Linked DNA regions of Homo sapiens: region 2 is linked to region 1. Evidence: chromatin loops called from intact Hi-C (ENCODE). Cell type or tissue: dorsolateral prefrontal cortex. All regions are shown on one strand. Each heading gives the region's core, and the rest is flanking DNA. Links, peaks and the distances in the headings are about the cores only.

What was found. Hi-C counts contacts between places; a loop is a spot of excess contacts. Peaks named below come from ENCODE experiments on the same cell type or tissue, not always from the same donor. Only the 100,000 strongest peaks of a DNase experiment are listed, where the experiment ranks them.
Region 2: it touches region 1 in a loop (4-fold over the local background); 2 of 110 quality-filtered maps call a loop at or near these places.

What each region holds. Positions count from the first base shown.
Region 1 is chr1:242,517,594-242,532,689 of GRCh38, forward strand. It overlaps PLD5 (phospholipase D family member 5), which reads right to left and starts at 7,104. Exons shown (of 10, transcript NM_001372062.1): 1 at 6,495-7,104. The coding sequence starts at 6,683. In dorsolateral prefrontal cortex, for the core only: a CTCF peak has its summit at 6,625; DNase peaks (open chromatin) are centred at 6,568, 6,818, 7,412 and 7,738; H3K4me3 peaks cover 3,575 bases; H3K27ac peaks cover 3,144 bases; H3K27me3 peaks cover 1,830 bases.
Region 2 is chr1:242,665,346-242,680,441 of GRCh38, forward strand. No RefSeq gene overlaps it. Among named protein-coding and RNA genes, the nearest start is that of PLD5, 150 kb to the left of the region's middle. In dorsolateral prefrontal cortex, for the core only: no CTCF peak of the experiment used is centred there; no DNase peak of the experiment used is centred there; H3K27ac peaks cover 2,229 bases.

The DNA.
Region 1 (15,096 bases), core at 2,739-10,738:
TATACTTTATCATCTAAACAACCTGTCCCTTGAAGGCAGTATTCTTACACTATTAATAGTTTGCATTTTTCTATTTAATCATAACACTGCCATTATATTGTAACTCTGTTTATACAACTTTAAACATCTTCAGGGAAGGGACCCTGCACTGGTCTTTGTATTTAATAACATTGTTAATAACACAGTATATGTCAAATAAGTGCTTGTTGAATTAAAGACCTCACAGCTTCCTAACACAGTATCTTTCACATGAAAGACACTCAGTAAATATCTGGTGACTGATGAGTTTGCCAATTGGTATTTTTTTTTTATGTCAATGAGTCCCATCCTCTCAAATTAACTCCTCATGTTATTGCTGGATCAGACCTAACAACATACTGGCAGGAGCACAGTAATAGCTCAAGTCAGTGAAACACAAGGCTCTTTGCCTACTCTGGAGGATAAAGAAATATATTTATCACCCAACGGTCATGACATCCAGTCCCATGATGCCCAGGCAGGTAGTTCAACTTGGGCCGACTTCAACTGGCAGGCACAGTCAGACTTTCCAATGCAGATAAGGCTACCTGGGAAAGTTTGCCTCATTCTTCACTTAACTCTTTCATAAGGGCTAGATTTGTGATTTTAGAAACTGGGCTCTTTTTCTTTCCGAGTAAAATTTAAACATGCTTTTTTGGTTAAAAGGGCTATCTCTTAACAGCCACAGTTTGACCTTTCAACTGCACCTCAACATTTACGTTGTACCCTAAACTTTTAGCACATAGTCTGTGCAGGAATGGATCTTAAGCAATTGGGTAATTTTAATGTCCTCAATATATACAGTTTAAGCAACATTTCTGGTGTGAGATCGTGCCACAGACTCCACGTCTGTCTAACTATGCCATCTATCAGTCAATTCAGTAAGAGAACATAACTTATTACAACTACTGCCATGTCCCAGAATTCAAAGGACTCATCAGATTTATTTGGAGAAGAACTAAGAACTAAAAACTGTTACTTAAGTTTAAACCTGAGATAGTTATAGAAGTCTATAGAGAGAAGTAAAAACTTTTAGAGAAACTAGCCAGAAATTGGCATGTAGCTATTATATGGAAGAAGAGATGAAAAAGAAAACTTGTATTCAATCATCCAGAGCTTCTCAAATTAAATATATTAAATATGATATGTCCCTATGATTATGTTAAAATAAGTCAAGCCACACCCAAGAGAGTTCATAGAAACCAAAAATTCTTCAAAAGACACTGCAATGTCAACCTGCAGTGAGAGAAGTCCGTTAGTGGGTAGATATATGTCGACTGTAGTGGTGACAAGGACAGTGATGGACATGCCCTGAGATCCACTGGAAGACACTCATGAGACATCTACACTTTCATGTCTTGACTGATGAGTTGGAGGCGGCAGAGAATCCTGCCTCCAACTATAGCTTGTCTGTGTTGTTTATCTAAAACCGCAGGAAATGATCCCAGTAAATGTTAATGTTCTTAAGCATTTGCCAGACTCTTTGTTTGTTTGTTGGATTTTTAAGGGAACATTTTAAAGATTCATTCCCTTAGGTTGAACTCTGTCTTCTGGCGCTTAACGGATCCACCCTGTGGGGTACAGTATTTTCATGGATCTGCTCCGTGGGACAAAAATGACATTACATAATATGAGCCTAGACCGCTGTGACCAAGTGTGCTCCAATCCATTTATCCTTTGCTCCTCATGTAAACAATTTATTCCAGGAGGCAAGTGTGCACTTGGCATTTATTTACTATTCACTGGTAACATAAACTCTGTTTAAGTAGGTGCAAATTCACACTTAGAGGAGACAATCTTTTTTTAAGTGTGAGGCACTTACTAAATAAATCAAGATACTACGGCTCACTACAGGTGAGAACATTAAGGATTCTGCTTTTATGATTTACCAAATCTGTCTTCTGCTTTCTCTTTCAAATTTAAATGGGCTTTCTGAGACATCCTGCCGATAAATGAAATGTTGCTTGACTTAATTCCACCAGCACAAGCTGGGAAGAGAAGCAGAGGTTGGAGAGAGGACAAAGAGTTTGTCTCTGCTAGCAGGACCAGCTGAGAGAGTGAGAACCAGAAAAGTCAGCCTCAGAATGGCCAGCCACAGAGCAAGCAAGGGCCCCACTAGCCAAGAAGAGTCAGGCCCCCAGATGATGGATGGGAAGCCAGGCAAACAGACAGCATAACAGGCCCAAGACAGTGAGCCAGCCTTGCCGACCAAAGGACCACTCACTTAGCGTCCAGGATCATCATACAGGCTGATCTCAAATTTGAAATCTGGAAGCTCTTTGGGCAGAGTGAGAGGACTCAGCCCTAGAGCCAGGCAGCACATGAGAAGTCATATACCTACAGTTACTGTGTATTGAGCATTTAATACAGGCCAAACACTGCACTAAGTGCTTTGTATGCTGCAGCAGTCTTGTGAGAGCTGGTCACAGATGTTCCCTTCCTTCTGGGTCTTAGCTGGATCCCCTTGTGCTACTCTGGAAGTGAGCCTTGACCATGAACCTTTCTTTGGCCAATACACATGAGTCATATGAATGGATGATTTCTGGGCGGAAGCATTGAAAGCCTAAATCATTACATGATTTTCCAACTGCTCTTTAGCTGCTTTGGCAGCCACAAAAACAATATCAGAATGGAGCTTCCATTGGGCAAGGCAACCAAGATGAGGATGGTCCCCAGCCAATAGGCACAGGTGAGATATGTGAGGTGGAAAGTATACTTTCGTGGTGTCCGAGTCTCTGACATTTGGAGAATGTTCGTTCCTGCACTACAGACATGGATTGTCTTGTTTCATCATGGCAAACCAGCGACTTCTCTAAGGGGGAACACAGTTGTGCATCTTGGTAACTGTGAGCCCTTTGCCCACAGAATTAATAAGAAATGATATCGAAGTCTGAACCCAGATCCCTCTTACCAGAGCTCCTACTCTTAACCACACTTTGACAGGAGCTAATTGAATAAGTAGGAGAGAAAATAAGGCATCTCCATCTTCATAAATAGCACCAGGAAACCTCCGTACAGTGCAGCTGGCATAAAACCAGGCAACAAAGTAGAGTGGGCTTTGCATCTCTTCCCCTTTAAAAAAGAAAAATGTTCAAAAAAGCATACAGCACCAAAGGATGCCAGCCTAACGCCATGTTATCCTCTGGGATAGTCACATCTTATTAAATGGTTACCTCCAAAGCAACCCAGCCCTAGGGAGGCTGCAAGAGCAGGGGTGGATTAGAGGGTTTGGAAGTAGTCCCTTGCTCCTCTTGCTTTGCTGGACCAGAATCCTTCACTTTTACATTAGACCTAAAGTAAATACAGGATCCTACAGAGAACAGAACTTCCACTGTTTCCCAAGCCTAATGCCTTCCAAAGCTCTGGACATTATGAAGCAGAACAGGAAACAAAAGATTTTAACAACCAAGAGCATTATTTGTAACTAATAATACAACATTCTGTGTATGGCCAGCAATTTTACTTTTTCCTGAAATTTCACAGTGGAATTCAAAGTCCAGAATTCTTGTTACAAAACACGACTTCCTCGCAGCTTCTTATTCATTATTTTAGTATGGAATGATTCTCTATAAACATTTATTTCTTAGTAAGTGTTCATCTTAAGTGTCGACCATCCAGTGACAGGAACCATATTTAAAGATTGATTCCAATCCTCAACTAATTCAGGTCATTTTTTTCTTGTCCAACCTGAGAATTGGCCCAGCAGCCTTTAAATCAGAAAAGAAGAAATAAATTATTCTCACTTTTAGCAAAGTGGGTGGAAATCCATTCTTTGGTTGTCTGCTTTATCTCACATGATTGACTTTCAGATTAATCTATCCCTCTGAAGTCTGGACAGAGCCCACACACTGCCACATTTCATTTCAGGGGAATTCTGTTATTATGATGACCAAATATGTGTGTCATTTGAAGTCATAACTTATTTATTTCCTTAATACTTAGATTGGCTTTTAAAGCACCAGCAAAATAACTGAGTAGGCTGTTTTCAGGCATATGATCTCCATCATAATTATTAATTTATTTTTTCAACATCATAAAAAAGTGGCCATCCATTTGATTAGACAGACCAGAAGGGTGTTTTTAAACTACCATATATCACCTTTGAATTTCACATGACACACTCATCCTAATCCCTGCAACATATGAATCAGAAGGTACCATATATGTTCAGAATGTTGTTTACAATGAAGTCAACATTAGATTTTCATGCTTTCTGTAGCAATGATACCAGGTTACATTTGTTATAGGTTTTTGACATCTCAAACATTAATTTCTATTAGAAATTACCATCAAACTACCTGAAATATTATAGTGCATTCAACATGACGTATATTATAAACAACTAGCTCTTGAATTCAAAAAAAATTTATATTGTATACTAATTTAATTTTTCATAGCACTTTCTTTAATATTAATTCATTAAAAATGTTCGTGATGTTTCAAAGGAGCAAGAGAATACCACCAATAAATTTATTTAAAGCCCCATTTCTAATTGAAAGGGTGTGTAGAGAAAAACATCAGAATAGATATATGCATCTCTCATTAAATGTAGTTGAAAAAGTAAAACAAATGCTACACTGATTTAAATATCAAATGAGGAGAATGATTTTTTTAAAAATGTATGCAATGCTCTCTTTTGGAGTATCTGAGTGAAGAAGAAAGCATAGATGCTCACACGCTTTCAAATAACCACATCTTCCTTTCCCTGGTCTCCAATCCTCAGAGGAGGCTGAGCATCCCATACTCATGCAGAAAGGTGAGACTGCTGTGGCACACATGGTATGACTTGATACTTTCAATGAAAATCTAAAAGTGAGAAAGCATTTAAGTATAATGCGTGCACCGCTCATGACTCAAGACATAGTCATAGAAGGCTGCACCACTGATTTTCAGTAAGAGAATAAAGGAAATAGACCAGCTAAAAGCACAAACTGCAAAAGAACATACATTCAGAGTGAAACTAAAACGAAGATACGTTCTATCACCCTCCCAAGGCTAGACTGTTATCCCTGATACTAAAATCAGCCACATCATTGGTTGATTACATGCTCTTTGCATGTAATGCATAAAGATGCTGTTTGCCCCCTTTAAACTAATAACACCACCAGCCCCTTCACTAATTCTGGAGAGGGCATGTTTAATGGATACGTTGCCTTTCAAACAACTTGCCATCCTAGAAACCTTCAGCGACTTCCATAGTCTTAAGGATATGAGGCATCCCTTTGACATTAGCAAATGGCTCTCTACACATAAAATAGTGCTGTTATCCAACTCAAAGCTTCATATTAGAGCTTTCAGTGACTTCATCAGGCCCTCAGAAAGCAGGCACAGACCTTCCTTTCAGATTATTATAATAGAGAAATGCCCCTTCTTCGCGTGTTTCCTCCTGGGAAGAAGCCTGTTGGTGCTGCAGAGCCCAGGAGGAGTGCTTTGGGGGGCAGATGGGAAGCAGGTCGGTGCAGCAGTTGGAAATGCGTGAGTTCCAGGAGTTCTTGGTCTTATCTTTTTTATCATTGTTGGCGTCCTGACCCAAATACAAGGAAACCTCCACATTCCATTAGCAGACTCAATTTGGATTCTGCAGCTCTGCAGGGAGAAATAGCATCTTCTCCTTAGCTAGTTGTGCTGCACTCTTGAGATAATTCTCTTAGTTTAATTTTAACATTTGGTTTAAGAAGATGCTGATGGATCAAATTTGAAACTGTGGATCCACTAAACGCCTTTTTAGAAGGTTTTTTTTTTTTCTTTCAAAATAGCAAGCCTTAGGAGCTCAACTCCAGAGCCAATTCACTTCGCGTGAAGTCGGCACTCCTTGGGAGTAGAGGTCCCCTCTCACCGGCTCCCACCCTCCAGAGGGGAGGATTTCTGGGGAGCCCGACGATCCGCTCGCTTTTAGCCTTTCTCCTTGCAACGCGCAAATCTCTCCCTAGTTGGGCTCAAGTAGAGAGGATCACCAACTGCTCATCCCAGCGGACACTCTGCAAAAAACTCTAATGGCTTGTGCGCGGGTCCACGCTGGTCGCTAGCGGCGCCAACTTTACTCATTCGTTAATTTGCTAGTTTTTGGACTGAGTAAAACAGCCCCCAAAGACGCGGGCAAACGCCGCTCTAAAGCCCACTACCATGCAACGCCAGGTTGCTCGGAGCCACGCTGGTGGCACTTCCCCTTCGTGCTCACTCTGCACAGGCACCTCCAGAACCCCGTGCAAATGAACCCTACCGGGAGACGCAGGTGGGCAGGTCGGGTCGGCAGGGACCAAGAGCCTGAAAGGGAACCTGCCCTCCCCTCCCCGCAGCCCGGTCATTAAGGCAAGAAACTGCAGGCAGAGAAGCCCCCGAATCCGACCTAGGACGTCGGCGCCTGCCAGGATCCCCTCGCCTGCCCCCCGCGCCCCGCGCGCGCTCATGCCACCACCACGGGGAGGGTGCATGCGGCAGGTGCCTGGCCGAGGCCCCCGGGAGCGAGTCGCCCTTACGTGCTCCAGCTTGTCTTTCCTCCGAAGCCAGACGCTGGCGCTGTAGTCCTGCTGCTTGACGCTGCTGTAGAAGTTCGCGCCCACTCGGGTCAGGCTTGGGGAGGGCTCCTTGGGGCGGCTTTTGAGCCTCATCTGCTCGAAGCCCTCATGGGGGGAGGCCGAGAGCCACTCGTGCTGCCGGATCTCCATCCTGACATGACCGGGCGGCCGCCGGCGAGCAGCGGACTCGGGACGGGCGCGCGGGGAGCCGGGCGCGGAGGGCGAGCGGGAGGCCCAGCGGGAGCCGGAGGTGGAGCTGGAGACTGAGCTGGAGGAGCTGGAGGAGCGAGCGGGCGCGGGGAGCGCGGGGTGCTGAGCGCCAGCTGGGAGCGCGGCCGGGCGGGAGGGGGCGATCGCGGGAGGCGCGGGGCGGAAGGAGGGAGGGCGAGGTGCGGGCGGGGGCGGGGGCGGGGGCGGAGGGGGACGGACGGGGAGAAGGGGGACGAGAGGGGACAGGGAGGGAAAGGAACCTGCTCCGGGGAGACAGAAGTGCCCGGTGCGGCGGCGACGTCGCCCGGCGGCTGCGGTCCCGAGCGGGCGCTCCGCTCGCCGGCTCCTTGCGGCACCTACTGGGACCCGGGCCGGCTCCCGGGGCGGCGGCGGCGGCGGGGGTGGGGTGCGGTGGGAGGGGCCGCGGCTGGCCCAGCCAGCCCGCGCCTGCAGGTTGGTGCAGTGAGGAGCCGCCGCCGCCCCTCCCGCCGCGCCCAGGCCCGGGCGGCCGCGCTCCCGCTCCGCACCCGCCTTTCCCGAGCAGGCTACACCTCTCCCTGGCGCATCTTTACTGGAAAGCCGGCAGGCGAGGGGAGAAGTGAGCGCCGTCTCCGCGCCTCCTCGGTCCTGCTGGCTGAGCGCGGGGATGGCTCCGGAGGGAGACACTCAGGAAACCACCTCCGCCCTTCCCCCATCTCTATCCAGCGGCGCCCCCTCACCCTGCCCCCGGCTCGCTTGGGCTGCGCCTTCCCCCATTCTGAAAGTTCACTAACTTCCCACCCCAAGGGACTTAGAGCAGAGGGTGCCCAGCATTCCCCCCTGAAAATAGCCGAGAGACATGTGTTTTCTGGAGCCGTACACGCTACTTTCATCCGATGGTGTGGCGATGCAAATACGCCCGGGGGCAGTAGCCCCTCGGGCAGGCACGCGGGACCGGTTGCTCCCCAGCCCTCGGTGTCCACCTAGAACCGGGCTCCCCGGGCCGCACCCATTCCGATCCTGGGAGGGTGATCCAGGGCTCCTCTGCAACGCTCCGCTTGTGCGGTGACTGTTCCTTAGGTGGACGTGGCCCAACTGCTGTGCATTTGTTTCTTTTCTCTGTTTCTAGGCCCCTAGGGTCCAGGCTTTTCCTTCGGGGCCCAGCCAAGCGTGATGATTATTAGGAATAGGGTGGCTTGTTCGCGATTAAATCTTCAATCTCTTCATCTTTTGCTATCTTTGGAGTCAACCTCTCGAAACATTTTTTGGTTTTATCTAAATGCTAAACAGCTGGTGTTCAGGGTGTCTCGTGTCTGGTTAAAAGCTTGGGAAGTGTATGGAAGCTGGAGAGGTATACAGGGGATTTTAGAGGGTGTTGCCAAGGGTAAACTGAAGGCTCTCTAGCCCTCGGCAGAACTGCCCTACTTGAATGACGGTTTCAAAGACATTCTGGCTGGGATTTCACAAACTTTTAGGAGGACAGGGATTGTGTTTCATATCTTTTCAAAGTCTCCATTTAAAAAAATGGTATAGTAAAAATAGTAGTTGAAATAAAATCCTGTGCACATTCAATATGGGGATGAAACAACTAAACACAAATACACACATTTTGGTTGTGCTAGGTTGGTTTTCTTAGGAGCTGAACTATATTGTGCAATAGATGCCCCGACCTGTGGGCTATCTCTAAGTCTCATGTTATCCTGCAAGATAAATGTTATTAACCCTCCTTTCCAGTGAGGAAAGTGAAGCAGAAGCAGAAATTACACTTCAAAACAAGGATATGAACCAGATTGAAAAGCTGTGAAGGCCAGGCGGAGTGGCTCAGGTTTGTAATCTCAGCCCCTTGGGAGGAGGAGGCAGGAGGATCACTTGATCCCAGGAGTTCCAGACCAGCCTGGGCCTACACTAAAAATAAAATAAATTAGCCAGGCGTGGTGGTGCTCATCTGTGGTTTCAGCTACCTGGGAGGCTGAGGCGGGAGGATCGCTGAAGCCTGGGAAGAGGAGGCAACAGTGAGCCGATATCGCACTGCACCCTGGGCGACAGGGCAAGACCCTGTCGGAGGTGAGGCTGTGAAAACTATACATTCCATTGTATAGCATCTCTGATAATTTTGTTTGTTTGTTTTGTTTTGTTTTTGAGATGGAGTCTCGCTCTGTCACCAGGCTGGAGTGCAGTGGCGCCATCTCGGCTCGCTGCAACCTCCGCCTCCCGGGTTCAAGCGATTCTCCTGCTTCAACCTCCCGAGTAACTGGGACTACAGGTGCACGTCACCACGCCCAGCTAATTTTTGTACTTTTAGTGGAGACGGGGTTTCACCACGTTGGCCAGGCTGGTCTCTCAAGTGATCCGCCAGCCTCGGCGTCCCAAAGTGCTGGGATTACAGGCACGATCTGATTTTTTTATTATTACACTTTGCCCTACTATTCACTGTCCCCCAGTTTTTACTATTAAAGTTTAGCCTCCATAGCTTATGCTTTCTTTAAAGTATAACCACACAATTTAAATGACGACAAACAATTATACAGTCTTTTATAATATTGTTAACAGAAAGATGTTATTGCCCTTCTGCAAAGAATACCTCTGCCTTTTGCTGTATGAGATTAGGTATTTGATATAGCCAAACCTTGACAAGTGATAGATATCCAATTCAGAGTAATAATGAACTGTTCTACCATAGAAGAATTTAAACAAATGGTTTCCATATTGTGCCAGATTCTCAAAGTAAATAGATTTTTTTTAAACTATACCTTTATAGGACTATACATAGTGACTGCAGTAGTTGCTACTATCTCCTTCTTTTTTTTTTTTTTTTTTTTTTTTTTTTTTTTTTGAGATGGAGTCTTGCTCTCTCACCCAGGCTGGAGTGCGGTGGTTCCATCTCGGCTCACTGCAATCCCCACCTCCCAGGTTCAAGCAATTCTCATGCCTCAGCCTCCCAAGTTGCTGGAATTATAGGCATGCACTATCACACCCGGCTAATTTTTGTTATTTATTTTTAGTAAAGGCAGGGTTTCACCATGTAGCCCAGGCTGGTCTCAAACTCCTGACCTCAAGTGACCTGCCCGCCTCGGCCTCCCAAAGTATTGGGATTACAGGCGTGAGCCACCGCGCCCGGCCAATCTCTATTTTTTGAAGAAGGTACACTGGTGGCATAAATATGACAGCATACTACTGAATTGAGCATTATAATTAATTCATAGATCACATTTGTTATGATCAAAAATACTAGTCAAAATATAAATTTTTACAGTTTCATACTTACTTGGTATGCAGTGCCAGACTCAATGAACCCAACAAGTTCAAATAAACCTGGGCGCAGACTTATTCATAATTATTTTTCTATCTTGGATTCTTGTCCAAGTTAATCGTTTATGCCAGTAATATGGAACTTGCTTGTTGACCTTCAAAAGAATATTTCATATAAAATTGAACCCAACTGAAACTGTTGTAGGGAAGAAAAATAGTGTTTCTGAAGATGGCCAGGTATAATATGAGAATTTTGCACCAAAAATATTACTGAAATGTATAATTACTGAATTTCTACATTAACTTCCACAGCACTTTTTCCAGCACATTTTCATAGCCATTACATTTTCTGAATGCAACACAGGTGTTATGGACCATCCATCCTACTAGCCCATTCGCTTCTTGGGAGCTGGAGCCACTCCTGATTCTTTACCGTGCTGTTAGTGCCTTACATATAATAAGCTTCCAATAAACTATGGTGAATAAATGACTGAATGGGTGCTAACACTTGGCAACATGTTTTTGCTTCTTTATTTTGAAAAACACTGGATTTGACATTACAATATTTAGATTTTAGTACTAGATCCTTTAATTACTAAATTGTGACTTTCATGGTTTTCATTGTATTTCCATAGCCTTCAAGTTCATCCAGTAAATGGGGAATAATCATTGCTACCTCAAGTGATTGCTACAGGGATGACACATGAGAAATTTCTGTATAAACTATAGAGTCCAATGTTACTGTTCTTAGAACTTTCAGGCCCAGAAATATTCTTTATGTCATTCTAATAAGTTATCATTTTCATTAGCAGCTATATCAATTAATCCTGATTGCTTATAATTAATTATAGAAACTGCACTCAGCTACAAATTTGAATTCTATTGAATTCAAACCTAAACTTAACAGATGTCATTGACCAGGAATTGTTAATATTGTCTGAATTAGGCACTTTGCATTGTCATAAAATTTAAGACCAAAAGTATCAAGAAGTGGGAGTATTTTATTAAAACTTTCATAGTAATGATAATACCTTACATTTCCACAATAGTTACATCTGTAGCACATATCACATTTACTCCTTGGAAAAATATCTGAAAGTAGTCTTGGTACTTGCTATCAGTTCCATCTTTCGAAAGGAGGAAACCAAAGCTCATGGAGGTTAAATGACCTGCCCAAAGCCATGTAAGTCAGAGAGTCTGGTCAAAAAGCCAGGTTCATTGACTCTCAATAAAGGATTTCTTTTTTCACCATGTCCGATAAAAAAATCTCAAATATATACTTCTTAGCAATTATAAGTTGTATTTTTCACAGGTGTAGTGTTGCCAAGTATTACTACATTTTGTCAAAGGTTTACTACTGAAGAATAAAACATGTTAATACTTAGACCTTCCCTAACAGCATGCTTTATGTCCTCCTCAATTACCCTTATACTATACAAGACCACATAAAATCATTGACCCAAGAATGGCTCTATTCTTTGTTGTCAAGAAATAGATTCAACAGCTAAAAACAACATGACTTTCCTAACCACATATGTTAATTATAGGATTATTTCTGTAGAAACAATTGAATAATTTAATACCAGTAGAACAAAATTAAAGTAGTCCCAGATTGAAAATGTTTTCTGAAGAATACATAAGCATTAATATGAGAAGGGTCTTTTATGTTACAGTATTTTCTTTAGCCTCGTAGTTATTATTGATTAGTTATAAAATGACAATGAAGGTTTTTTAAATGTTACATATTTAATAAAGTGAACTTATCTATGTACAAACTTACTTTAGACTAAAGATTCTCATTGTTTGACCACCTACTCCAGTCACTGTGTGGGCTGGTCCTCAGAGGCATTATATCACTTTTTTCTCACAAAATCCTGCAAAGTAAACAGAGCCATCCCTATGTTACAGATGAGGAAACAAAGACCCAGAAAGAGTGACCTGCCCAAGAGACACAAGGACCAAGGGGCAACACTATGGCAGAAACTCAGGGTGGCTCAACTCTAAATGCCTTTACACAACACCAAACTGTATGGTCTTGCTTGGGTACATCTCTGCTGGGCTGAGAGCCCCCACAGTGACCTGGAGAGAACTGGGGAGGAGAGGGAGAGGTCAACTAGCCCCCAGAGCGAGATCCTGGTAGAGTGGGTTTATACTGTGAGGTCGAGGGTCCCAATTTACTTACACAAGGAGAACCAAATCAGATGGCACTGGGATCTTCCTTCCTTCCTTCCTTCCTTCCTTCCTTCCTTCCTTCCTTCCTTCTTCTTCTCTCCCTCCCTCCTTCCTTCCTTCCTCTCTCTCTTTCTCCTTTCTTTCTTTTTGAGACAGAGTTTCACTCCTGTTACCCAGGTTGGAGTGCAATGGCACAAACTCGGCGCACCACAACCTCCACCTCCTGGGTTCAGGCGATTCTCCTGCCTCAGCCTCCTGAGTAACTGAGATTACAGGTGCCCAGAGTAACTGAGATTACAGGTGCCCACCACCACACCCAGCTAATTTTTGTATTTTTAGTAGAGATGGGGTTTCACCATATTGGCTGGACTGGTCTCGAACTCCCGACCTCAGGCGATCCACCTGCCTTGGCCTCCCAGAGTGCTGGGATTACAGGCGTGAGCCACCATGCCTGGCCGGCACTGGGATATTTCTGAGAGTTAGAAACCCTGGTTGTCGTGTTGGCTCAGTTGACAATCAACCAGCTGTGGGGACTCAACCAAGATGCTTTACCTAATTGAATCTGTCAAGATGCTATGGTTTGGTCACAAGGTTTGGCCTTGCAGTAGAGCCTTGGACAGATCCATCACATCAACACAGAAAATTAGAAAATGGCTGTCCTAAGAATAAATAAGTAGAAAATAGGATAGTTGAAATAATCTAGCGTGACTAAAAGCTTCTGGTAGGCAACAAAAAAGTCTGAATTCTCCTGACTCAGTGTAGATGGATTAGGTTAATCAGACAGTTGCCTAAGTTGGCACTTCATTTGGCCTTTGTGCTCACAGCCATGGAATTGAGAACACTTCAAAATCACCCAGAATTCTAAATTCCACTTTGATTATCTGAGGTGATCTTTTATGTATCAATCATGGTACCCAGCATAAAGTATGTGCAACTCAACAGTAAAAAAGGAAATATATGAAGATAATATAAGCCACACTGTAATTCTTAATCATGCTTACATTTTTGAAACTGAAACCTAACCTTAAGTCAAGTGATAGGAGAATGATGTGTATTTACTACATTTGGACACCCAGGTAAAACAGACTTTGACTGTAATAGTGGTCATGCTTTTCTTTTATGTTCTTTTGAAAGAATCCATTGTTGGTATTTTTGTACAGTACGTGCCATAAAACTATGTAACACCTCTGACATCACCATTTGTTCACTTGTACTAAAGAGGAATGCAGTGACTCCTTAGATCTTCAACATACCTGACAGTGGGAGTCATTTTTCTACAGCAAATCACTTAAATCTAAGCCAGTGTGCACCATCTCAACCTTTGTTCAAGCTACTGATAGCTTCTGTACACTATACAGTATCTTTTGAAGGCAGAATGTGACATATTCATTTCCTAGCAATGAAATTCAGAAAGCTCAGAGTTAATTTTTATGCTTGGTGGCTAGAACTTTCTTTGATTTTAGGTTTTGTAGGCCAGTGATCCCCTCCTCCCTCCTGATTCAGTGGTTCTAGTTCTTATCCTAGTCTTAATGATGTTATATTTCTGGTCTTTGTTTTTACTTTAAGCCACTCCAATGGCTGAGTTTTAAATGTAGGCAGAGTATAAATAATAGAGGAAGAATTAGTTAACCTGTCATGAACCAAGATTGCCTGACAACATGTCAACCTGATAGATTGGTTTCAAGTTATAAAAACTATTAAATTGATATACAGAGTTGGAAGAGGCACATTAAATATCTTTCATTTCCCTCTTTTAACACTTCTCCTCCAATTATGCTCAGACCACTCCTATTTTTTCCAAAATCATTCATCTTGGCAGTTGATTAGTGCTAGGCCATGGAGACACAAGATAAATAAAACAAAACAAGATGAAAAATTATTTCAGTTTGATCTTGGAGAAGCAGACAAGTGTAGTTGTAACATAGCTACAGGTGCAGGGGAACCTGGGCTGAAGGGTGAGCTGGGGAGAAGATACTGGAGAAAATTACCCAAATGGGAATAAGCTTCTAAAAAGAAAACATGGCTACACATTTCGATGATCTTAGCAAAAGGACAAAGTTTGGTTTTGCTAAATGGAAACTCAAAATTTCAACTTGACAAATATTGAGTTTCTGGTGTATATTTAAGATTTTATAAGTGCCGTGGGGATTCAAAATTCTGAGAAATCATAAATGCTGAGAAAGAGGAATTTACAATTCTATAAATAGACAAACTCTAATGAGACCAGGAGTAGCATAAGATTATGATCAAATGTTAGGATTAATGGTGCAGAAAAGAACGCTAAATCAATAGTTCCCTATCGAGACAGCATTTTATGCTGTTGAAAAACACACATTCCCAGAATTTGAGATATGCAAGCTGGTTTGGGAAGGCAGGTCAAAGTGGTTGGGAAAAGTCACTAAGCAGGAAGTTGGCTCTCAGAGTTGCTTAACAGAATTAAACATAAAATACAAAGTCTTTCTTTAGAAAACAGATACTAATTTACTTGATGCAACTAAGGTATCACTATGGAACAAGATACATACTCAGGGCGTCTTTCCCAAAACTGACCAGTTGGGCCTGATATTCACTTAGATGTAGGGTTATAATTTAGTAATATTCGCAGCTTCAGAATGATACATTGAACTCTGCAGGCTTTAATCTCTTTATTATGAAGGGGCATGTGAGGAATATGCTATATTTAACACTATAGTAAAAGGGCCATGCCATTTCTCTCCCTTTTAATTCTGTTAGCCAATTGACCAATTATTTATTTGACTACTATAGATACATAAGTAAAATTCTAATATAATAAATCATAAGTATACTTAGGATTTTTCCCAAAGATTGTGCAACTTGAATTTTAGTGACACAAAGAAATTGAATTATACTAAACTAGTTGCTAGATCTATGGTTAGCTGAACATGTGTACCTCCTACAATTTTGACACAAGAGTGTCAAAGTCAATGTATGT
Region 2 (15,096 bases), core at 3,173-11,172, 150 kb after region 1:
TGACAATGAATATGGCTGATGCTTACTGAGTACTTACAATGTGCCAGGCACTGTTCCAATTGCTTTCACATGGAATAACCCATTTCCTCATAAAAATGTGCGAGGTAGGTTATAATATTATTTCATCACAGGATGAGATAAATAATCCTATATTAAATAAACAGGGATGAACAAATAAATGAAATAAAATATGGTCCAATTGAAAAAGACCCAGGGACCACTTGGATACCCTCGCCCTTTCTGACTTTGCCTTTAGACACTTCCGTTTCACCCATCTAAGCAACAGAGGATGGAGAGAGAAGAGCTCTGACTCACATCTTACTTGGAGACCTGAAGCCTTCTACTAAAAGGATGCTGGGGAAAGCCCTTGCTGGGGATGGGATTAAAAAGACTTGGGCCAGGCGCAGTGGTCCACACCTGTAATCCCAACACTTTGGGAGGCCGAGGCAGTTGGATTACCTGAGGTTGGGAGTTCGAGACCAGCCTGGCCAACATTCAACATGGTGAAACCCTGTCTCTACTAAAAATACAAAAATTAGCCCAGGGTGGTGGCAGGTACCTGTAATCCTAGCTACTCAGGAGGCTGAGGCAGGAGAATCACTTGAACCTAGGAAGCAGAGGTTGCAGTAAGCTGAGATCACACCACTGCACTCCAGCCTGGGTAACAGAGCAAGACTCCGTCTCAAAAGAAAAAGAAAAAAAAAAAAGAACTTGGGTACCAGGAAAAACGAAAACCAGGGAGGGTGGGATGAAGGGTGCCTCCCAGGTCTAGGCCAAGAAATTCCAGGCTCATGTTCAGGACAGGGCTGATAGCTAAATTACTAGCTGGTTGTCAATAACAGCAACTTTTCACCACCTTCACCACTAAAAACAACACTTTGCACTTTCTGAATAGTTTGTAATCCATTTACTTAGGGAAAGGACTGAAGCTTCTTTGGAGTTTAGAACGTACATTTTTTGCTTGTTAGTGGGAAGGAAGTAGACAGCACCCAACCCTAAAAAATACATATATATATACTAGCACCATCAGCAGATGCTGGAGACAAGTCTAGTGTGAGTGGCAGAAGGTCATGTGAATCCATCAGAGGAATCTCCCAACCAACTAGTCAATGGTACTGATTTTCCTGTCTCTCTGTTCTTTATTTCCAGAAGCCACTATGGGACATAGGAGGAAGTGCCTGTGCCTAAGGTGCATCAGGCGATGGTTCACTCTTACAGACGATCCAGGCAGGCTCTCAGGCAGAGTGAATGGACATCCTTATTCATCCATCACACTTTTAGGCTTGGCTGCTCTATAAAACTTTCTGAAGAAGCTTCTACTTTTAGCATTTCTTGGCAAAATTCCATCTTTTCCTCCTATTGTATTTATTTTGTTTACTTTTTAAATTTTTGAGACAGAGTCTCACTGTATTGCCCAGGCTGGAGTGCAGTGGCGTTATCATAGTTTACCGCAGCTTCAAACTCCAGGGCTCAAGCAATCCTCCCACCTCAGCCTCCTGAAAAGCTCACGACAGGCACATGCCACCATTCCCAGCTAATTTTTGCATCTTTTGTAGCGACAGGGTCTCACTACGTTTCCCAGGCTGGTCTCAAACTACTGGCCTCATGTAATCGTTCCTCCTTGGCCTCCCAAAGCACTGGGATTACAGGTGTGAGCCACTGTATCCCACCCCATTGTATTTATTTATGTTTATTATTTATCTCCAAGCAACGTAACCAATACATTACAAGCCTTTAGAAAGCTGCTAGGAAATGCATCATCTGGTTGGTCTATTTGTATTCTATTTTGGTTTAATATTCTAAATTAATTTTAGGGAGATATCTGAAATCCCAGTCTCAAGACTAGCCAAGTGACAGATAACAAAGATGTATTATATGGATTTATCTCATACTGTATGAGTGACCCTGTGCCCTCCATGTAAAAGAGATAATCCAGTTTCCTGTATTTGTACATCTCTCTAGCCTTAGGGAGCTATTATTCTCCTGCTTCATACCATTTCCTTCTACCCACCTGTCATTAAATCTCAGTTCAAGAGTGATCTCTTCAGTCAATATTATCTGATTCTTTCCTTCTTTCCCAGCATTCTGTTCCCTGGCACAGTTAGTGGAAGTTATATGTGATCACAACATTTGTTTCCTACCTTTGATGATTCATTTCTCAAGGACATGCATTCTAGGATCACACAGCTGTGGGCCAAGTGGTAGCCCAAATCTGTGGATCATGTAGAATACCTTACTTCAGTATCAATTTTAATTGAAGATTTATGAAACAGTTTTGTAATTGCCTAAAATTTTTCGATGCACCCATACTTAATATATGTCATTAGATTTCCACTTTTTCCATATTGACCTACCTCAAATTTGGTATGTATATGGTTTTTTGTATTGTTTTGTTTTTTGGTGTTTTTTGTTCGTTTGTTTGTTTGTTTTGAGATGGAATCTTGCTCTGTCACCCAGGCTGGAATGCAATGGTGCAATCTCGACTCACTGCAACCTCCACCTCCCGGGTTCAAGCAACTCTCCTGCCTCAGCCTCCCAAGTAGCTGGGACCACAGACATGCACCCATGCCCAGCTAATTTTTGTATTTTTAGTAGAGACGGGGTTTCACCTTGTTGGCCAGGCTGGTCTCAAACTCCTGACCTTGTGATCCACCCGCCTTGCCCTCTCAAAGTGCTGGGATTACAGGCGTGAGCCACCGTGCCCAGCTGTGTATATATATGTTTAGATGTGAATGTATATGAATGTAGTAGACTCCAAGAATGACTACAAATTTCCTTCCACAACTCTGCAACGTGACTTTGCAGAGCTCTTCCCATCAAGAGCTAGAGTACTCTTTCATCTCTTGAATCTAGGAGGACCTTATTATTTGTAAAATATGATGCTAGTCGAGAATTGAAAGCTTGCTGCTCCCAGAACACTGCCACCTTCTAAGACAGTTGAAGCTAGCCTGCTAGAGAATGAAAGACCATGTGAAAGACTGAGGCTTCCTGACTGATGATCAGACAGCCCAAAGCAACCTGTCAACTGGCTAGGACACATGAGCCTCCCCCAAGTAGATCAGCCTAGCCCATAACAGAAGAGCCACCCAGCTGAACCCAGCTCAACTTGCTGACCTACAGAACCATTAACTAAATCAATGATTTGGTTCTAAACCTTTTGGGGGTGGTTTATCACTCAACAAAAACTAACTGATATAGTAAATAAGAAAGGAAGGTGAAAAGCCCAATAAGTAAATCATTTTTATTGGGAAGAAATGACTGGGAAGTTTGCTACTTTGGGGTTACCAGGAAATGCAGTGTTCATTCTCATTTCACTAGGTCTCCTCTATATTATAAAACATGCTGAGCCATTGCTGCATGAAGCAATTGAGAAGATATTTTCAAATCAACCATGGGGAATGTTAAAGATAATTACAAGAATATTTGCAACCCCCCAAAAAAAAATCAGGTCTTGGCCAAGAACAACATGTAAAACACAATTGAACAAGAACATTAAAAATGACTTGAGGCATTCATCAAAGTCAGTTTCAGATAGAGTTTGCAGAGTCAAGAAATGAAAGAGAGGATGAGATGACAAAGCTGTGTAACTTGTTTAAGCTGTTTTAGTCTCAAAATGCAGTAACAAGGTCTAAAGGTGCCCTGGGGAATACCAAATTATCTATTTTGTTGTTCTCCAAAGATATATGTACACATTGGTTGGAAAACAAATTTAACACAGTTGCTTGTATCACATTTGGATGAGCACACAGACGTAATGAACCAGCCCATTTATTCATCTCTTTGTTCCCTAATGTTTATAAAGATGATGTTTATGAAGTGCTTGTGTATGTTCAGTGAGGTGGTCAGAAAAACACATTTCATAAATGCATCCTGCATTAAATAATCATCATCCTGTAGCCAAGCTGTAAAATAATAGGAAGTTACTCTAAGAGTTACTTATACCACATAGCAGCAACTACTTAAATTAGGCAGTGAGAACCATCTGTCCTGGAGACCTACAATAAGGGGGTGCATTTTCTATAGAGAATTTAAAAACAATCACAAAGCCTGCTAAAATTAGGCCTGTCTTTTATGATCACCACATGTTCCAGCAATTCTAGATAATTTCAATGATAATACATATACTCCTCCCCACAGGTGTAGACAGCTTCCTCTGCACCCTCCCCAGCTATGTCTGTTGCTATACACACTGCTGTACAAATGCTGCCTTCGCTGAAAGAAGGTGCTACTCAGATTTTATATACTCATTTCATTGTTATTTTTCTTCATGAAAATTCATTTTCTTCTTTCCTATTTGTAGCACAAGCAGAATAGTTCTAGAAGCAGAGAGTTGTTGCTGGGAGCTCAGCCTGAAGCCTGCTTCTCCAGCTCTTTCAATGATATTATAACCCTTTTATTAGTTTATAGTGCATTCCTTTCCCTTTCACATAACTAGAGTGGATTCTGCAAGTTTAAGCGTGTGCTTTGTAATCGAACTACAACTCAAAGAGTATAAGAGTGTGTGTGTGTGTGTGTGTGTGTGTGTGTGTGTGTTGATTGACAGTAACTTTGCTATAAAATCAAGTTAATAAAATTCTAATATACAATAGCAATCCAGCATACTATCTGGAGATCAGGCCTCAAATAACCTCTTCTCAAATGCAGCTTAGCATAAAGGTAAATGTTAAAAGCTTACAAGCAGGTGGAATGACAGTCCAATTTCATGTACTAAAGCCTATTACCTAAAAATGTGTTTTCCAAGTTCATATTTTTGTTTCCATCTAAAAGCTAGTTCTGTTTGGGTTATTTGCCCAAAGCAAATTAGAAGAGAATGTGGATGTTAAAAAACAGCGGACTAACAGCAGATATGTTATCTAACTTCCTGACAGTGAAGAATGAGCCAGGAAATTAAGAGCAAATGTAAGAACAAAGAAAGCTGAGCAGTCTGGTCCATTAGTATAGGTCAAGGGAGCTATGTATCACAACAGCCTCAAAGACGTCTCCAGCTTGCAATACATAAATGATGTTGCCCATACACTGATGACATGAAATCAAGGGGAAACATTTTAAATTATGTTGCCTATCCTCTCTTGAATAATATGGAAGTCTGTTGTTCAGCATCTGCAGGATTTGTCTTCCCAAGAAATCAGCAACTTGTCCTCCAAGTTGAAGGTAGAGGCCAGTGGCAGGGACGTGCAGAGAGACTACCTTGGAAGGGAGCCTCACCTACTTTATCCGGGGCTTGCTGTGTCCTACAGCATGCATGGGGGTGAAGAGTTAGCTCTGGAGACTTCTGCAAGGCCTCTGGGCTCTTGCTGGCAGCCTCAGTAGAATACTCTAGTCCCATATTTCACCTGTCACCTTGGCTTTGTCATCTGGGGCCAAGGCATAATGGAGCACAAGAAATAGAGTGAAAAGAGCAGTGTGAACCATGTGAACAATTCCACCCGACATTCTTACCATAAAGCCCAGTAGATATTAGAGAAGGATAAAACACAACATGAAAATCAAGTTTCTCTGGAGAGGATCAGAGGAGAGGTTGAAAAAAAGGGGGAAAATGCCTTGAGTTTTGTATGATTTTGATGCCAGCATTTTGCTATGGAGGCAAAATAACTGTAAAAATGTTTACTGTCTCTTTTCCAGTCAAAAGAGGTTGTTTGATTCCAACCTCCTTTCTAAGTGGCAAGGTTTAAATCATGGATCCTTGGGAAAAAGGTGGAATTTACCAATTTTGGAAAGACTTGGGGTGGGGGGGCTTGTAGAACTCTCTGGCAAGCTAAAAGAAGAGCATGAATTGTATGCCATGAATTGAGTAGAATTTCTCCAGTCAGTGCCCCCATAAATCTACCATGAGAAACAGCAGAGGAAGCATTGTTCTCTCCATGCCCTAAACAATACCTTCCAGGTCAACCATGCCTTCACCCAGGAAGTACTATGAAAGATTTTTTTATAAGTTGTCTCTAAACACTATGATGACATGTCACAGGGGAAACATGCTGGGAAATGCAAATTAAAATGTGAACATTGCTATGGCAGGACCTAAAGCTAAATGCTATAAAGCTGTTACCCTGAAGAAAGGAGGACAAATTGATCACTCTCACCAACACCCTGGGTTTTTAGCAAGAAACTTTCCTCCATCTGATCCAGGAATCTCTAGAAACTTTACTCCAAAAGGCAACACTGAATTTGTGTTTTTGGAAATAGGAAAGACCAAAAACTAAAACCAATAAAAGCAACTGGAGGTGAAAGTGTGTTCGAATCTTTTTTTTTTTTTTTTGGAGGCAGGGTCTCTCCCTGTCACCCAGGCTGCAGTGCAGTGGCGTGATTTCGGCTCACTGCAACCCCTGCCTCCTAGGTTCAAGCGATTCTCCTGCCTCAGCCTCCTGAGTAGCTGCGGTTATAGGCACACACCACCACACCTGGCTAATTTTTGTATTTTTAGTATAGACGAGGTTTCACCATGTTAGCCAGGCTGGTTTTGAACTCCTGACCTCAGGTGATTCACCTGCCTTGGTCTCCCAAAGTGCTGGGATTACAGGCTTGAGCCACTGAGCCCAGCCATCTTTTAAAATTACCAACTAAGGATCTAGAAGTAGAAATACCATTTGACCCAGCAATCCCACTACTTGGTATATACCCAAAGGATTATAAATCATTCTACCATAAAGACACATGCACACATATGTTTATTGTGGCACTATTCACAATAGCAAAGACTTGGGACCAACCCAAATGCCCATCTATGATAGACTGGATAAAGAAAATGTGGCACATATACACCATGGAATACTATGCAGCCATAAAAAAGGATGAGTTCATGTCCTTTGCAGGAACATGGATGAAGCTGGAAACCATCATTCTCAGCAAACTATCACAAGAACAGAAAACCGAACACCGCATGTTCTCACTCATAAGTGGGAGTTGAACAATGAGAACACATGGACACAGGGAGGGGAACAACACACAATGGGGCCTGTCAGCAGGTGGGGTCTAGGGGAGGGATAGCATTAGGAGAAATACCTAATATAGATGACAGGTTAATGGGTGCAGCAAACCACCACGCCACATGTATACCTATATAACAAAACCGCACGTTCTGCACATGTACTCCAGAACTTAAAGTATAATTAAAAAAAAGAAAAAAAATACCAATTATGAATAAAGAACTGTGTTCCTGCTGATGTTACCAAAGCAGTTACATCAACCTTTCTCTTTGCCACAAGCCCTTACCTCTCCTTGGTATACTGTAGCTTACAATGGGTCTGTCCTTGCCACCTTCCTCAATCATCCTGTATGGTTCATCTTGGATTTGACAGTGCATCAGGATAGCCATGCAGGAGGTCACAGGATGAGCTACCAGCAACATTTATTCCTAAGAATAAGTAAGTGCAAGGCCCTTAGTTATATTGAGCAGCAGAAAAAGAGAACGACTGGTCATAGCCTATTTCCCCCTTCCATGAAGAGGCATACTTGAAACTTGACACAACTTCTGCTGAATCAATTGCTGCTACTATTTGCCTAGTCTGCTCCATGTCAAACCAATGAGCTTAAAGATCACTGCAAAGCCCTGGGAGTGGCTTGAAGGATCCAGAGCACAGGAATGTCCCAGGAAACCACTTTCAAAATTTTAGCAACAGAAGGGCACCCATAAGAAAGAGCATCCTGTGGCAGGGTATTAGTGGACAAATGGGATGAAGAAAGCAGAAAGTGGCATGGCACAAGTTACCAGAGCTTAAGTAGGGTGAGGAGGCATCAGCCTGGGAGAAGCAGCGGTGTTATAGTCAATGGATTACGTATGGGAAATTGATCAAATAAGTATGTTGGCCAAGTGTGGTGGTTCAGGCCTATAATCCCAGCACTTTAAAGGGGGCGAGACAGGCAGATCGATTGAGCTCAGGAGTTCGAGACTAGCCTGGCTAACATGGTAAAACTCCGTCTCTATTAAAAATACAAAAATTAGCTGGGCATGATGGCATGTGCCTGTAGTCCCAGCTACTCAGGAAGCTGAGGTGGGAGGATCAATTGAGTTCAGGAGGTGGAGCTTGCAGTGAGCAGTGATCATGTTACTGCCCTCCAGCCTGGGTGACAGAGTGAGACCCTGTCTCAAAAACAAACAAACAAATAAGTCTGTTAAGGATAATGGGAGCCAGGTTTCTCACTGTTAGAGAAGAGAGTTACAAATACAGAAAGGGAGAAAACAAGAATGCATTCTGTAGTGTTAGGTTGACATTGGAGGTACTGATGTAAACTCATAAATTTCTGTGTACAAATAGTTAAATATAGAAATAAAGATGTAAATGTGTATGTGCAGGTACAAACATATCCTAGCCCTGTCTTCTGAGAGGGACTGAGAGCTGCAACACCCCAAAAGCAATAATCACTACTAAATAACAATGCTTGGCTTCTAAATACTATTCGGCACTAAAAGGATCCAAGGATCTTTGAATTTCGGAATGAGGGCTGAGGCAGGAAAAACACAACACAAGTATGAATCATCTTTTTGTTATTGACACAACTGGCAGATCTTGAATGGGGTCTGTTCATTTCCTGATACTGATGGTTGCATTGTGGCTATAGAAAAGAATGCTCTTATTTGTAAGAAATACACACTACAGCAGTGATGGGCATCATGCTGATAACTTACTCTCAGAGGGTTCAAGGGCAAAAGTAATTTGTACTATGCTTGCTACTTTTATGTAAGTTTTAGATTATTTCAAAATAAAATAATTAAAGCTGTAGTAATAGAAGAGTATGCCAATTCCAACTCTTAATGCATTGTCTCATTCCCCTCCAGTCTTAAGAACGTTCCATGATAAGAAAGCAAATGGCACACTTACAAGCAAAGGAATTTTTATTATTATTTTTATTATTTTTTTTGAGATGTCACTCTGTTGCCCAGCCTGGAGTGCAGTGGCACAATCTTGGCTCACTGCAACCTCCACCACCCGGGTTCAAGCGATTCTCCTGCCACAGCCTCCTGAGTAGCTGGGATTTACAGGTGCACCCCACCACGCCCAGCTAATTTTTGTATTTTTAGTGAAGACGGGGTTTCACCATGTTGGCCAGGCTGGTCTCGAACTCCTGGGCTCAAGTGAGCTGCCTGCCTTGGCACCCCGTAGTTCTGGGATTATAGGTGTGAACCACCACACCCAGCCTGCAAATGAATTTTTAAATAAATCCTTCATTAATTTTTTAATGGTGAGCAATCATAAGTTACACCATGATCAGGAGTAACAAATTTTAGAATAAGACACAACAAAAGGATATGAGTATAGCCAAATCAGGACAGGCATTGGTGGTTTGCTTTCAAAAGCTCTCATTTTAGTTTTGTTCCTACTGGTTATATTGCTTTAGGTGCTCCTGAAAAGAAAAGCAACAAGACAATATTCCCAAGTGACTATCTAGAGAAGAGGAGTCAAAAAAGCAATATTTGTCCGTATAAACAAATTCTCATGGTTTGAACAGAGTTAGAAATGGAAAATGCTGTGAAGATAGGTTTCTAGGGGCTCTAGAAATGGTATAAGGCTTTGCCTCATTGCTTGCAACAATAAGAAGAGTCAGCACTCTCAATATGGACAAGAATATGGACGGTATGGAAGCTGGGTTTGTTGAGTCAGGAAATTTATAATTTAATTGAGAATTAAGCTATTTCTTACCTCGTTAAATAGTTGCAGACTGTAACATTTCTATTTATTTTATAATTTTCTTAAATTAAAAGATACAACACAGGGGAATTGTATTATCACATGGCCCTACGTATTCACTGAGAACAGTTGCATCTTGAACAGGCAGCAAGCGTGATCTAACAGGCGCTTACAGATTAATGGCTCTGGCAGGTAGGAGAGTGACTCACAATGGCCACACTTCTCTCTAATGAAAAAGCCAGCCAAGAATTGCCTGTGAAGCACAAGCAAGTTTAATAGCACGAAATTCTGCATTTCCCCCCTATTGATTGGCGTGCTTGTTTACACCAGCACTTTTTTCCTGCATATGTGTCTCCAATCCATCGAGGTATTTTCTACGCTGAATAATGGAGGCCATCCAGAGGCTACTCCATATGCCCTCCTGGGAGAAGGGCCACAGTCTCTCCTGAACCATTTTCTACACCAATACTTGTGTCACAGGGAGCTCTGTATTCCTGCACACTGGCATTCAGTCATCATCAGCAGTTACAAGATACAGTCCCAACCTCTTAGATAGCATAGGCTAGCCCTTGGGTCTGTTGACAGTTTTTCAATAATACTAAGCCAGGAAGAGGCAGAATCAACTTATGCAATGGCACTGAAGAGGGGTCTATATGCTCACGGTCCCTACGAGTCACTGGAATAATGCAAAGATACTTCACAAACATTCAAAGCTGGTTTCTTTATATCAGAAATGTATATTGATGCCCAAATGCAAAAAAAAACTGTCCCTTTAAGGAAGTCTTGGTCGAGTCATCCACTGAAGGCAACCTCGGGCTCTCTGCTTTTATTTTTCTTGCCTTGTCTGCGCACCTTTTTTTGAAATTGCACTGGATTGGTTTAATCCAGTTGCATTCTGTTGAACCAAAATTTAGAACAGTAAAACTAACCACGTATAGATTAGTTTATTTTGTTTGTGTTCTGTTGTGAAGACTGAAAATGACAAAATGAATTTGTTCTCTTAAAAAGAAATCAGATAAAGAAATACTGTTGAATCATAAAGCAAGTTGCAGAACAATACAGGAAGCAGGATAATGTATTTTTAAGGCCCACTCAATCACATATATTTTCATAAGCATAGCAAAGTATCTGGAAGGATAGACATCAAACTTCTGACAGCAGTTATCTCTAGGGCGTTGAGAAGAAGACAAAAACTAGGCATGGTGGTTAAAGAAAACTTTAGGCTTAACTTTAATGCTTTATTTTATTATAAGAAGAATTTATTAATATATTGGTTGGGTAATCAATTTTTTAAAGGAGTAGGTAATGATAACATTCAAGATTTTCAGGTATCTAAAAATTGCAATGCTTTAAAGGATATATTTTTTGGCTGTTTGGAAATGCTACCTGTCATGATACTTCCTATTTCTCAACCGCAGGAAAATGTGAAGCATAACTAAACCTTTATTCAATTCACCAGTAGGTATTGATGGCCCTTCATGTTTATGCAAAACATAAATAATTCATCACTTCTTTATGGGCTTTGATGACTGGAATTAAAGTGGAAAACAAACGTTAGAGTTGACAATGAAAAAAAAATGGAGCAGGGCAGGGTTAATTTGAATTGACTTGATGTTTACCTTAATATTAGCTAATGTCTCTTTACCAGAGACAAAAGTAGAAGCACTGTCCCAGCAGTGATGTTCACTGCAAGAGGAGCTTCGACAAGCTTAGGAAGACTATTTTTAGCTCCATTAGGACTTTATGAGCTTCAGTATTTCCTGTTCACTCTTGACAATAATGATGTGATTAAATCTGTTGTCCACTTAGTATGGTTTTTGAGCCTCTGCTGTATTTTCTACAAAATCTCAACATTATGACCTATATGCTCCCAGATAAATGCAGTCACGTGTTGCTTATTGATGGGAATATATTCTGAGAAATGCATTGTTAGGCAATTTTATCACTGTGTGAACATCAACGAGTGTACCTACACAAAACTGGGTGGTACAGCCTACCACACACCTAGACTATATGGTACAGCCTATTGCTCCTAGGCTACAAACCTGTGCAGCATGTTACTTTACTGAATACTGTAGGCAGCTGTAACACGATGGTGAGTACTTGTGCACCTAAACATATCAAAACATAGAAAAGTCACTGCAAAAATACAGTATTATAATCTCGGCCGAGCCCAGTGGCTCACGCCTGTAATCCCAGCACTTTGGGAGGCCGAGGCGGGTGGATTACCTGAGGTCAGGTGTTTGAGACTAGCCTGATCAACATGGTGAAACCCCATCTCTACTAAAAATACAATAAAAATTACCCAGGCGTGGTGGCGCATGCTTGTAATCCCAGCTACTTGGGAGGATGAGGCATGAGAATCGCTTGAACCTGGAGGCAGAGGTTGCAGTGAGCCAAGATGATGCCATTGCACTCCACTTGGGCAACAAGAGTGAAACTCCATCTCAAAAAATAATAATAATATTATGGAACCACCATGGTACATGTGGTCCGTCATTGATGAAATGTCATTACGTGACATGTAGTTACAATCCATTCTCATTGTAATTTTGTCCCCCACTCATCCCCCACCAACTCTCCCCATCCTGATCCCAAAAGCATTAGAGAAGATCTTTCCAAGCCAACACAAGCAGACTTAATTCATTATTCTAATTTGGATTATTTAGAGTTGACTCTTTTCTTGACCCATCTTTTATGAGGTTCAACTGCCAAGCTGCAAGACACTTCATAACGTAATTCTTGACGTTGCTGTTGGAGTCTGCTAGACTCAACACTCTCTGCAAAGCCATACATAGTCCATTCAGCTTTTAGGCTTCTGCCCTCAGTCTGTAGTAGAAACGCGTTCTTCATACTTCATCAGGTGCTAAAACATGTTTCAACCACTTGAAAATAGTTCACCTGGGTAGTAGAACCCAACAGAGTACAGCTGATTTCCAAGCCTGTGCTTCAGCACCAGATGGACCCAACTTGGAATCTCACCTCTACCGCTCAACAGTCCTGTGTGAATTTTTGGGAAATTATGAAGCAGCTCTGACCCTCCATGAATCTATAACATTGAGACAATCATACCCTCTACCTGAGAAACACTTTCCCAGATATCTGCGTGGCTTACTTCCTCGCTTCATTCAGGTCTCTATCCATCTATTTGCCCTCAGAAAGTCATGCCCTGCTCACCTTATATAAAATGGCAGTACCCATTATTTTTTGTCCTGTTGCTTGCTTTATTTTTCTTCAGTAATCAATACCACCTACACTCAAATACTATGTAAGCTCAATGGTGATATTGGTGATAGGGATGTTCTTATTTTTACTACCATGTTCCCAGCACCCAGCTGAGTGCCTGAAACTTTTAGACCCTTGAAAAATACTTGTTGAATAAATGCATTTCTTTATTACAGTTCTATGAAGACTTCTGTTCCAGTTAGGATATAGGAAATCACCAGAGACTATAATTTCCTCCATAACAAGGAAAATAAGCTGTATTTTTTTAATGTAGTTTTAAAACCTATTAGGGAACTGAGACCACAATGTAATTGAAATTAAACTCCAGGGAAAGTCCTGCCCAGGACAGGAGAGACTTGCAGCTGCTCTTATCCAAACTGAAAGAAATCTCCACAAGACATTGTGAGCCATCAGTGAATGCAAGGCAGTAGTCCTTCAAAGGCTGGGAGCAGCAAAGCAGTTGCTGAAAGCTAGCAGGAGAACTGCAGAACAACGAGAACGCTCCAGCAACCAAAAGAGTAATCGGAGAGACTTTACTGGTAAAGGGATCCATTCATCAATAAGATATAACAATCCTAAATGTGTAGCGGCCTACTAAGACGTTCTCAAAACACATTCACAAACACATACTAAGACATTCTCAAAACACAAAAATAGAAACTGACAGGATGGGAAGGAGAAATAGACAAATCCCCAATTAGGTTGGAGATTTCAACAACTGTCTCATGAAATAATTTTTTTAAGTAGAAGAAAAGTAAAGATACAAAAGATTTGCCTACTGCTATCAATCAACTTGACCTTATCGACATTTATAGAATATGCTATCCAAAACAGCAGAATACATGTTCCTTTTAAGTAACCACAAAACAAGTCCCAATAAATAGAATAGGGCTGATATCAAACAGGGTATGCTATCTGACAAAAAATTATACATCAAATCAAAAAGATATTAGAAATATACCCAAATACATAGAAATTCAGTTATACATTACTGAATAACTTGTGCAGGGCACAGAGAAAGTTAAAAAACATTGACCTAAATGAAAATGAAAATAACATAACATTTGCAGACGCAGCTAAAGAGGTACTTAAATAAAATAAATAGCTTTATATGCTTACGTAAGAAAAGAATATGGGTCCCAACCATATCTGAGCTTCCACCTTAAAAAAAAAAAATCCCACGTCAATTTCTATGCTTCCAATTTATGAAGTTTGGAGACAAAGAGCAAATTAAACTTGCAATAAGTAGAAAAAGGAAATAACAAAGAAAAGAGGAAAAATCAATGAAATAAAAAACCAAAATGCAATAGAAAAATCAATGAACCCAGGGAAATAAAACAATACAGAAACTCCATGAACTCAAAAGAAAATCAATGAAACCCAAGAGCTGAGTGGCTCTTTGTAAAAATTAGTAAAATTGTAAACTTTCAGTTAGACTAGGAAGGCAGGAAGGAAGAAAGGAAGGGAGGGAGGGAGGGAGGAAGAGAAAATTACCAATATCGTGAAGGATCAAAGAGAAGATATTACTACAAATATTACAAAATGGATAATAAATATTATAAATAACTATATGCTAATAAACTTGACGTTGACCGTTCTAAACTAGGGATTCTCCGCTTTGGCACTACTGGCATTTGAGGCAGTACTTTGCGTTACCGAATTGAACTTGGGTCCACTTGCCTGGCACAGTAAAGCCAAACACTGACACTGAGGTTTGCAGCAAGAGAAAGAAGGAGGTTTATTTTCAGAGCACCAAGCAAGGAGGGCAAGCGGCTAATGCTTGAGACCTGACCTCCCGGATGGCTTACAAGCAGGGTTTTTAAAGGCTGGGTGCCTTCCAGGAAAGCAGAAGTTACAGGCAAAATCGTACCTGGGGCTTGTACAGTAGTTTGGCCTCAAAAGGCAGGATATGGTGAAGCAGCGGCTTGAAGCTTCAGCAATTGTTTGATTTGCAACTGGCTGCAAAGGTGAAGATTTGGCCTGTGGGCGTGACTCCAGGCCCCTCAGGAAGAAATTGAGAATAAGAACAGCTGTCAAGAGTTCAGTCAGTTCCCGCTCGTTCCCGCTCGTTCCCGCTCATCTGAGATGTGCGTGACAGCAGTCAGCATTTTCCATCTGGTGGGGGTCGGTCTTTCTGAAAAACAACTCAAGAACATAGGTTACGAGGTTATCTTTCCATTTCTTCTCTTTTCTTTCTTTCCTTTTTTTTTTCTTTTTCTTTTTTTTTTTTTTGAGATGGAGTCTCGCT